Linked DNA regions of Mus musculus: region 2 is linked to region 1. The links are chromatin loops, found by intact Hi-C in ENCODE. Cell type or tissue: gastrocnemius. All regions are shown on one strand. Links, peaks and the distances in the headings refer to the core of each region. The heading gives the core; the rest is flanking DNA.

Evidence for each region. A loop is a pair of places that touch in the nucleus more often than their neighbours do. Peaks named below come from ENCODE experiments on the same cell type or tissue, not always from the same donor. Only the 100,000 strongest peaks of a DNase experiment are listed, where the experiment ranks them.
Region 2: it touches region 1 in a loop (15-fold over the local background); 42 of 42 quality-filtered maps call a loop at or near these places.

The regions. Positions count from the first base shown.
Region 1 is chr2:167,682,650-167,688,023 of GRCm38, forward strand. No RefSeq gene overlaps it. Among named protein-coding and RNA genes, the nearest start is that of Cebpb, 3.6 kb to the right of the region's middle. In gastrocnemius, for the core only: a CTCF peak has its summit at 2,676 (motif pointing right); DNase peaks (open chromatin) are centred at 2,680, 3,952 and 5,256; H3K4me3 peaks cover 167 bases; H3K27ac peaks cover 2,309 bases.
Region 2 is chr2:167,892,146-167,897,519 of GRCm38, forward strand. No RefSeq gene overlaps it. Among named protein-coding and RNA genes, the nearest start is that of Gm33033, 17 kb to the left of the region's middle. In gastrocnemius, for the core only: a CTCF peak has its summit at 3,133; DNase peaks (open chromatin) are centred at 3,118 and 4,926; H3K4me3 peaks cover 500 bases.

The DNA of each region.
Region 1 (5,374 bases), core at 290-5,289:
CATGTGGTTGCTGGGATTTGAACTCCAGACCTTCGGAAGAGCAGTCGGGTGCTCTTACCCACTGAGCCATCTCACCAGCCCCCCTTCCTTCCTTTCTTAAGATTTATTTATTATTATATCTAAGTACACTGTAGCTGTCTTCAGATGCACCAGAAGAGGGCGTCAGATCTCATTACGGATGGCTGTGAGCCACCATGTGGTTGCTAGGATTTGAACTCTGGGCCTTCGGAAGAGCAGTCGGTGCTCTTAACCACTGAGCCATCTCTCCAGCCCCAGCTCCAACTTTCTAATGTCTCTCATTTAGAGCAGGAGCCTCCACCCTCCCCCAAAACTACAGCAGGTTTCCACCTTAGTGTTTTTTTCTTCAACTAACATGAGATCATAGAGGGGCTCAGTGGATAAGTGTGATGGTTTGTATGTGCTTGACTCAGGGAGTGGCACTATATGGAGGTGTGACCCTGTTGGAGTAGGTGTGACCCTGTTGGTGTGGGCTTAAAGACCCTCATCCTAGCTGCCTAGAAGCCAGTCAGTATTCTGCTAGCAGCCTTCAGATGAAGATGTAGAACTCTCAGCTCCTCCTGCACCATGCCTGCCTGGATGCTGCTATGCTCCCGCTCTGATGATAACGGACTGAACCTCTAAACCTATAAGGCAGCCCCAATTAAATGTTGCCCTTTATAAGAGCTGCCTCGATCATGGTGTCTGTTCACAGCAGCAAAACCCTAACTAAGGTGTTTAGAGTACTGGCTGCTTTTTCAGAGGACCTAGTTCGATTCCCAGCACCTGTATAGTGACTCACAACTATCTGTAACTCTAGCTGCAAGGAATTTGACACCCTCTTCTGACCTCTGCAGACACCAGGCATGCAGACAATCATGTAGGCAAAACACCCACACCACGCACTAAAACAAAACAAAAACGGAACACTAGAATGTACAGATAACTCTGGACCATTGCTACTCAGTACAGAGGTCACCAGCACAGGAGAGAACTTAAATATTAAACTTCAAGCTAAGTGTGGTGGCTCACACCTGCCATCCCAGTGGAGGCAAAGGAGGTCAAGGCTGCCCTGGGCCACATGGGACTGTCTCAAAAACAAACAAGAATGCCGTAGAAATGTTCTCAGTGGCACAAGCCAGGTCCCTGGGAGCCACATGTGGCTGCTGTGACACAGGGAGAGGCTGTTCCAGGCATACCAGAAAGTTCTGTCAGACAGCACTGCCCCAGTCCTCCCCCACAAAGCCACCTCATTCTTGTACATTCTCTGCAGGGACCACACCCCTGTGATGTCACTAGCGCTGGTGCGTGTCCACCTGTCTCTGAGTCTTTGCAAATGAACTGGTATTTCTAGGCCAGAGATAGCAAAAGATTATTTTATTTATTTATTTATTATTTATTTATTTATTTATTGAGTCAGGATTTCACTATTATAGGCCAGGCTGGTCTTGAACTCAGAGAGTTCTGGTGTTAAAGATGTGTGCCACCATGTGCTGAAACCTTGAACTTGAGCCTTCTGTGACCACCTCCTGGGATCACAGGCCCGAGTCACCATGCAGTTACTTAATGAGGTCATTTCTCTCTCATGCTTTGCAAAGAGGTTGCAAACTTGCTATGACATAGGCACTGGGGCTCACTCATTCTCCAGTGAGTGCTTTAGAAGAAAAGAACTGCGTCAGGACAGGGATAGTGGCACAGGAAGATATGGACGCTACGCAGGAGACATGGACCCCAGATGATCTCAGAAGACCCTGGAGGGAGGTGAGAGGCAGTCTGGGCTCTGTGACAAGATGGCTTCCTCATGGAACATTGTATTTGCACACTATCGAATCCAGTGGAGGGATGCTCTCTCTCTCTCTCTCTCTCTCTCTCTCTCTCTCACACACACACACACACACACACACACACACACACACACACATTTTGTCTTTTGACCAGGGTCTCACTATGTAGTAGCTAAGGCTGGCCTTGAAAACCCAAAGCAATCCCCCTGCCTCAGCTACGAAAAGCCACTAAGAGGAACAAGAATCTCCCACCAACAGACAAAGGAGCTCGACCTTTGTGTAGTCATTCACCAAACCTTTTCTGGCCATGGATTTGGACCCCAGAGACACAGCAGGCCACTGTGCTCGCTGTGTCAGGGAATCATGATGGTCTCCTGTCCAGTAGAGTCCTGGTCAGGTCCTCCCTGACTCCTGAATGTCTCTCCCTCCCTGGCCTGTGCCACAGACCACATCCCACTGGGAGCCAGAGGGGTCCCCTTAGAGGGTCTATCCTGTCTCCTGTCCCTCATTACAGCTGGTTATGTTATGTCTTTGATGGTCAGCAAGGCTGTTGGTGATATGGCCTCTAACAGAACACTGCAGGGGCGCAGCCTTTGTCTGGGCTCACTGCTTGGTATAGACCTACCGGCTGTGCCTCTCTCCACTCCCATCTGCAACGCTCAATATTCAGACCTCCCCCCCCCGCCCCCCAGCAGCGACCCAGTGTCTTCCCTATGTCCTGTGTCTCTAGCATCTGAACTAGTTAAAAAAGTTTGATGGACGGCTACACGAAGGCTGAGAGCCTCTTCCCATCCCGTGGACAGCTGTACCTCTTGTGGCATGCTCATGTCCCACAGTGCCAGGCTCTACTACTCAAAAAGATACTCAAGTCACTCCTGCAGTCCCAGGCCCTGCCACGAGATGGCAGCATGCACACAGGCAAGTTTCACAGACAGCTGGTATGCGGAGGAGGCCAATCTCGGACTGAAGACTGTTGATCACACTGGGGAAACTGAGGCCTGAGAGAGGAGGCCTGGTGGTTTCCCTCTCTGCTTATTTCCCTTAGTTGGGAATGAAACAAAGTGCTCTACCCCCCAGCAAAGCTCAGGCGTGGTGCACGGGCTCTGGGAGAAGTTGTGAGCCACTGAGGGCTGTCCTCAACAGCCTGCTGAGTAGCATTTCTAAGGCTTTGCCACCTTAAGCCCTGTGTGGGGCTGTAGGGAGGTGAGTCACCCCTACCTGTCAGGAGAAGGCCAACAGGGCCCAGAGACAGGATATCCCACATCCCTATGCTATATGCTGAAGGGTCACAGAAATGGCTGGAGCACCCTTGTAAGGAGGGTCCCTGGCTGTCCCATCTGTACTGAGTCACAGCTGCTGCTTGCAGGCTGGGGGTGAGGGTGGGGAGGAGGGGGCTCAGCTTCAGCTTCAGCCTCCTCCTCCTCCTGCAGATGGGCTAAGTCCTCCCACAGCAGAGTGTATACAACCCATACTGGAAATGCCTTAGCAACCATCACAGCCACAGCTACCACACCAGAGAGGCCAGTTCAGGGACCCAAGTTCAGAGGAAGAACTGGAAATTGGAAGCGCGGTGTGAAGTCTCTGGTTTTTACACATTAGGAATGAATTCACTTTAAAGGGACAGCTGGGGTCTGGTAGCACAGGCCTGTGATTCCAGCTGCTCTGGAGGTTGAAGTAGGAGGATCAAGGCCAGCCTGGGCAACTTGTCAACACCCTGTCTCAAAAGAATAAAAAAGAGGGCTGGGGTGTAGCTTGCTGGCAGAGCTGTGGCCAGTGTGGGCAAGGCCAGGGTCTCCCGACTACAGCACTGTCACAAGAAAAGAAAAGAAGAGAAGAGAAGAGAAGAGAAGAGAAGAGAAGAGAAGAGAAGAGAAGAGAAGAGAAGAGAAGAGAAGAGAAGAGGAAAGAAAAGAGGCACACCAGGCACACCAAGCACACCGCAGTAGTGCTGAGCTAACCCATTCTTGGTTGGTCTGGCCACACCAGAGACCTTTGCAGCCCAGGTTCCTCCAAACATGAGGTTGGGACAGGAAGCAGGGAAGGAACTGGGTCTGGATAGGGCTGTGCCAGCTGCTCGGGCCTGGTGGGGCCTCAGAGCCCTGAGGGAGGGCTGGCAGCCACAGCGAGGTGACAGGCATGGCCTATTGAGCAAAGAACCTGGGGAGAACAACGATCCTCTGGCCTCCCCGTGGGACAGCTGGGTCAGCCGTGGGTGGGTGAGCCTGGCAGGGAGGCTGCCATGGGGCCAGCTAGCCCAATCTGGAGGCCAGAGCGCCAAGCTCTGTGATGAGGTGGAGTCTGGTCTCCAGGGCCTGAGTCACCCCTTGAGTCCCCGTGTGACCCAAGTCACCTTTCTCTAGACTCAAGTTTACTGTTAGAGCTGATTATAACCCCAAGGCTTGGGAGACTTTCTCCACCGCCATTGCTTCAGTGTGACGACCCTGAGCTGACTCTTAGATCTCCTGAGCCCCGGTCTCCTAACCTGTGATCGCAAACAGTATGGCTCACCTCCCACAAATTATCAGGGGGATCAAACGAGTATAAAATATGGCTCAGAGACAGCAGAGGGCCGGCTAAGGTCACACAGCAGATGCTCGCGGTACTGAATAACCCTCCCCAGGTCTTGCTGTGTCTCCCCAGAACCCTGAAATGTTGGCAGGAAGCTAAGGCACAGAGCCAGTTTGCCCCAAGGCCACACCCAGCCAAAACAACGAGAGTAAAGAGAGAAGTTGGGCCATGGAGATGGCTCAGTGGTTTAAGGTAGTTACTACCAAGCCTGAAGACCTGAGTTCAATACCCAGGACCCATCTGCCAGGAGAGACCTGTGACAGTCAGCGAACCCCAAGTTCTGACCTTCACATGCAAGTTGTGGTGCACAGTAGATAGATAGATAGACAGACAGACAGACAGACAGATAGATAGACAGATCCCTCCCTGGAGGGGCTGACATGGGGGTGGGCAGCAGGGACAGAAGGATGACAGGCCAGGTGAGATGGGCTTTCAGGTCAGGAGTGTTGGGGGCCAGGGACCCAGGACTGGGCTCCTGGAGCAGGGTTGAGGGAACAGATAGTGTGCTCACTCTCTGCCTTCCTGGAGCCCAGTCTGAGGGGAAACTGAGGGAAAGAATACGTGCGTGCATGGCGACCTACAGGCAGGGAAGAATAGTCACCAGTGTTGGAGAAGGGAGGGCCCGTTAGTGAAGCCCCAACGTCCCACTTTACAGCCAGGCCTGGCTGGGTGGCCCTGGGGATGTCACCACGCCTCTCTGGGCCCTGATCCCTTCCTGGCCCAGAGGCTGCTGGGAAGGCCAGAAAGCCGCAGGCAGGCAGGGCTAGCGTCTTACCCTTTCCCTCCCTGCCCCCCACCCCCAAGGGCACAGGGAGATGTCATTTCTCCAGCTCTTGGGGGCGGAGGTCACCCCAGCTCAGCAGATAACACCGAAGGTTGAGCAACACCCCGCCAGCTTGCCGGGGCCAGGGCTGGGGTCAATGGGTCGGGGGTCAGCCCCTGACAGGTTGGCAGCTCCTGCTTGAGTGGCCCACCTAGGAGTGGCAGAAGGGTGGGCCCCAAGAGTTGCCCTGGGCGTCCTCAAA
Region 2 (5,374 bases), core at 283-5,282, 210 kb after region 1:
GTGTCTCCAGCGCCTCTCAGTGGCCAGGACCTTGAACTACAGATATTTCCGGCGGAGGGTACAGAGTGGGACCCCTCTCGGTTCACCAAGGCTGTTCCTCAGGCAGAAGGGTCACAGTGGGTAATGGCAGAAGTAGCAAAGAAATATGGATATGGAGTTGAGCCCTCTGTCACTCAGCAGCCATGAGACCTTAGGTGAAACCTTTCTCCTCTGAGCTTCGGTTTGCCCATCTGTAAAATGGAGCTGGAGCGGGTGGTTGGTCTTGTTGGCAGGATCTTCTTAAGATCGCATGGAGGGCCGGGCGTGGTGGCGCACGCCTTTAATTCCAGTACTCGGGAGGCAGAGGCAGGCGGATTTCTGAGTTCGAGGCCAGCCTGGTTTACAGAGTGAGTTCCAGGACAGCCAGGGCTATACCGAGAAACCCTGTCTCGAAACAAAAACAAAAAAACCCAAACAAACAAACAAAAAGACCCCGTGGAGGGTGGTGTGGATCAGATGCTGTGTTCGTCAGACGGCGTGCAGGGTGGTGTGGATCAGATGCTGTGTTCGTCAGACCCCGTGGAGGGTGGTGTGGATCAGATGCTGTGTTCGTCAGGGCGACTTGTCGTGGTCCATCTTGCTATGTCCTCAAGGATGACCTTGGACTTCTGACTTTCCTGTTACACCACTAAAAATCCTTAAACAGACAATAAATAAGTTTAGTGCAAAGGCACACTTAGAGAAGAGAGGGTGAACCGCCATGGCCCGTGAGGGTTCTGTCTTTGTTTCATACATATGCTTAAAACATGTACATTGCTAACATATGTGATGCCAAACTCTGCACTCCCTCAGCCCTAGTAAAGACCCCCCCAGCCCCGAGTAAACACACACCTGTCATGTCAGCCCTTGGGCTACAGAGCAAGCTCCTGTCTTAAAATAAACATTTAAGAAGCAATCCTGCCAAGCCGTCAGAAATACAACTGTTCGCTAGAAGTAGAGAAATAGGGAAAACAAACGAATAAACAAAACACTCGCCTCTCTACAGAAAAGCAAGGCAAATGGCCCACACATGCATCTCTTAGAGAGTATGTTTTCAAATTTATTTGGCCGGGAAGGGGCATGTGCAGGCCATGGTGTGTGTGTGTGTGTGTGTGTGTGTGTGTGTGTGTGTTGTCAAATGAGTCTGTTCTCTCCTTCCACCATACAGGTCCAGGGAATCGAACTCAAGTCATCAGGCTTGGTGGCAAGCTGCTTCACCCGTTGAGCCGCCTCACTGATCCTGGACACGCACTTTAAAACTCAAGCCCTAACATAAAATGATGAGTGCTCCAGGCTAGACCTTGTGGACAGTTATGTCCTCTACTGGCCAGGTGGAGATAGAGCCTGACTGTAGTGGGCCCGGGCTCCAGGCAGGAAAAACCAGGGCCTCCCTGGCATCTGGGCTGAATGTCTCTGAGTAGGTTCAACCTTAAACATTTAGACAATCATTGTGGAAGTTTCAAAAGCCTGTGTCCTGTGACGGACAGCAGAGTCTCTAGGAGTGCATCAGAGGGAACAGAGCAGTGGCTTGAGCGCACAGGCGATAATTGTGTGGTGTTTATTAGCTACAAAGCTTAGAAACAGCTATGGCCAGGCACCCATCGAGGTTCAAGTTTATGTTCGCACTGTGGAATGTGTGAAGCACGTTTTCCTGGTGTTGGTCTGGAGGGATCACCAAGGTGCATTGTTAAGAGGGGGAAAAAGAAAACAAACTTGCTCAGAACAGGGTGTGGAGCAACAGGGAGGACAGGAATCTGCTCACGTGCCTAGCACCTACCTCCTGGCTCTCTCAGCAACAATCCCTGAGACACAGTGACCACGAGGGTTTGCAGGAGGGGAGGTGGAGGAGAGGTACCGGGTCTGGCAGTCAGCAGACGCAGAGAACAACCCACTCTCTTTAGGCAGCCGAGTCCTAGCCCTCTAACTCAGTCTAGGGTAGAGTTGTGACTCTACACGTAGGAGCCATGCACTACAAAGTCAACACCCCCCCACCCTGGTCTCAGTTTCCTATTACAACATTTTCCCATATGTGTTCATTTCTTAGCTGATTTATTTTAAGATTAAAAGATTACGCCAGGCATGGTGGTGCATGCCTTTAATCCCAGCACTCAGGAGGCAGAGGCAAGAGGATCTCTGTGAGTTCGAGGTCAGTCTGGTCTACAAATCGGCAGGTTCCAGCACAGCCAGGGCTGTTGCACAGAGAAACCTTGTCTGGAAAAACCAGAAGAAGAAGAAAAAAACAATTTTAAAGAAATGACATTCTTTTATTTATTTATTTATTTGTGTGTATGTATGTATGCACACTCACACCACAGCATGTTTGTGAAGGTCAGCTTGCAGAAGCAGTCTCTTTCTACCATGTGTATCCCTGGGATCAAGTTTGTCCAGGTTGGCAGCAAGCACCTTTACCTACTGAGCTATCTTGCCAGCCCATGAAGATTTCAAAGAGAAATAAGAATAACATCATTGTCAGGAAGGCACTGCCTCAAGACCTGAGAGTGGGTAGTTTTCCTCCTCTTCCTCCTTCTCCTCTCCTCCCCCCTCCCCCTCCCCCCTCCCCCTCCTCCTCCTTCTCCTCTTCCTCCTCCTTGGAGCCAAGGATGTCTTCTATGAAGATCAAGCTGACCTTCAACTCTTGATTCTCATGCCTCAACCTCCTAGAGATTTCTAAATCAAAATAATAATGATTTTCAAAGTAGAGTTAAGTGACTAAAAAAAAACAACAACAAACTTTTGAAGTCTCCCAGGTGTTTGTTTGTTTGTTTTTGCCTAGTGTCTGTCTGAGACGGAGTACCTATTAAAATAACATGGATCCTACTGCCTCCTGCTGGGTGTCAGAACTCTTCGTGTGTCTGACTCAGTCCGAGGTGGAATTCTGTCTCCCATTTACTAGCTGGGACCCCTGAGGCTCTACAACTCCCTCAACCTCACTTCCCATCTATACAACACGAGGCGCGTAGAAATGCTGGGCGGCTCGTGAGCATCAAGGCTTCAGAAGCAACCTAACCTGGGAGACCGACCGACTGGATGAGCTTGGTTCAAACAGTGCGTCACCGGCTCCCTGGTACCCGCCCGCTCAGCAGCGCCTTCCGACCGCTGGGAAGGGGCGACACCTGGCGGGCGCGCCTGGAACTGCTCATGGACCGCAGTATCGTTCCGCAAATGCCCACCCGATCGATGTTCGTTCACGCGGGAACTTCGGGTGGGCCCAGCTCAGGGCGCACACCACAGCACACTCACTCACTCACTCACTCACTCACTCACTCACTCACTCACTCACTCACTCACTCACTCTCACTCACTCACTCACTCACTCACTCACTCTCACACACACTCGCATGGGAAGAGGGGCTGAGAAGCTCCCCCGCCCACTTCTCCTAGGGAATGTCTGAGGTTCCCGGGCCTGATAAGGATAGATCCCTGCAAGTGAACAAGGCTGATCCAATGAAGACATAACACTACAACAGGCCAAGAGCCCGGCTCCCATCGCAGACCATGTAGTAGATGGCGTGGCACAGGAGATTTTTACTAGGTGAGCTGAACTTCTGAACAGGATCTTCGGAAGCCATCCTTGGGTCTGACTCTTTTCTCTCTGTAGCAGCAATGGCTTGATGGAGTTGTGCTCCTGAGTCTGCGGCTGAACAGGGGTGGATGACACACAAACAGACGTGGCCCATCCCAGGACCAGCCAGTCATACAGTGGGTGTGGGTGCTCTTCTGTGACCCCAACATTTCAGAGGCTGAGGCTGAAGGGCCAGGAAGGAGTTCTAGGACAGCTACCAGCACCCCTAACAAGCTGCTGAGAATCTGGGGTCTCTTAGTGGCAGCAAAGCCCCAGCTGGGATGTTGTGCACAATGGAGTGAGGCGATTTCCTTTAAAAGCTAAATTCTTGGGCTGAAGAGACCACTCTGTATCTAAGACTACTTTTGGTTCTGCCAAAGGACTGGAGTCCAGTTCCCAGGACCCACTTGGCAGCATGTAACCATATGTAACTCCAGTTCCAGGGCATCGGATTTCCTCCTCTGATCTCCAAGAGCAACAACAACAACAACAACAACAACAACACACACACACACACAATCTAGAAACCAAACTCACTTGGGGCTAGGGAGATAACTTGGTTGGTAGAGGGTTTGTTCAGGCTAGCATGCACAAACCCCTAGGTTAGCTGGGGTGGACACACACACACGAGCAATGTAGTCAGGAGACTAGGAGTTCAACACCACATTATACTTTTTGGAGCATTCAGTGCCGACCTGAGAGCCTGTCTCAAAAATAAATATTTAAGTAAGGGAAAAATATGTGCTTTTAAAAGAAGAACGTGCCCTAGACATGGCAGCATACGTAGGAAAGACGGCAATGGGTGGAGAAACGGGACCAGCGTTTTAAGTGTGACGATCGTTACTCCCCGTTGCTGTGGTTCATGTTGGGATCTCCCAAACATTGTCCAGATCACAGCATAGACTCTGCCTGACTGCCACCTTGTATTTAATTTGCATTAAATGCTGTTCAGGGCTCTCTCCTGATATAACCTCTTGCATGGCCCCTCGTGGCCTCAAGATCAAGTCCACCCTCCTCATCTTCATCCACAAACCTTACCCTCGTCTGGTGCAAGAGCTGCTGGGAGTCAGAGTCTCCAGCCAAAAGCGATCTGAGTCCCCACATGTGGCTTCTTACATAATCAGCAAAATATTAATTAATGTCTACCCTAACCCTGATGACAATACCCCAGAGAAGAAATTTTAAAATAAGCGTTGTTGGCTCTAATCTGTTACTGTTGATAATGCAAAGGCCCCACATGTGTCTATTGCATTATCCAGCCATACGGCATAGCCCAAGCCAGAGACCGGCCAAGTGGGGCCTCCTGAAGTTGGCAGTCATGGTTAGATGCGATCCTGAAACCATATGGCACAGGCTCCTCCAGGGGGTGAGGAATGTGTTGTGTCCCAGAGTCCAAACTTTATGCTCTTCTGTGGTGCCTGGGGGGGCAGGAGCAGGGGAGATGGCTCGGGCAGTCAGCTGCCTGTCATGAACGCCCAAGAGCATGGGTTAAGCTTCTACAGCCCAGTAAAGGCTAGGTGTGGTGGCACAGTCTTGTAGTCTCAGGCCTGGGCAGGTGGTGACAATTGAACCCCTAGGGCCAGGTAGCCTAGCAGAAGGGACGGTCTCCTTCGAGAGACCCTGCCTCCAAAAACAAGGTGGGGAAGGGCTGGCAAGATGGCCCCATTGATAAAGGCACTTACCATGCAAGCCTGGTACCTAAGCTAAGTACCTCGGAACCCACACAAAGGTGGAAAAGAAGAACAAACTCCACACAGGCCCTGTGGCACGCACGGAGACACCCATGACAACACC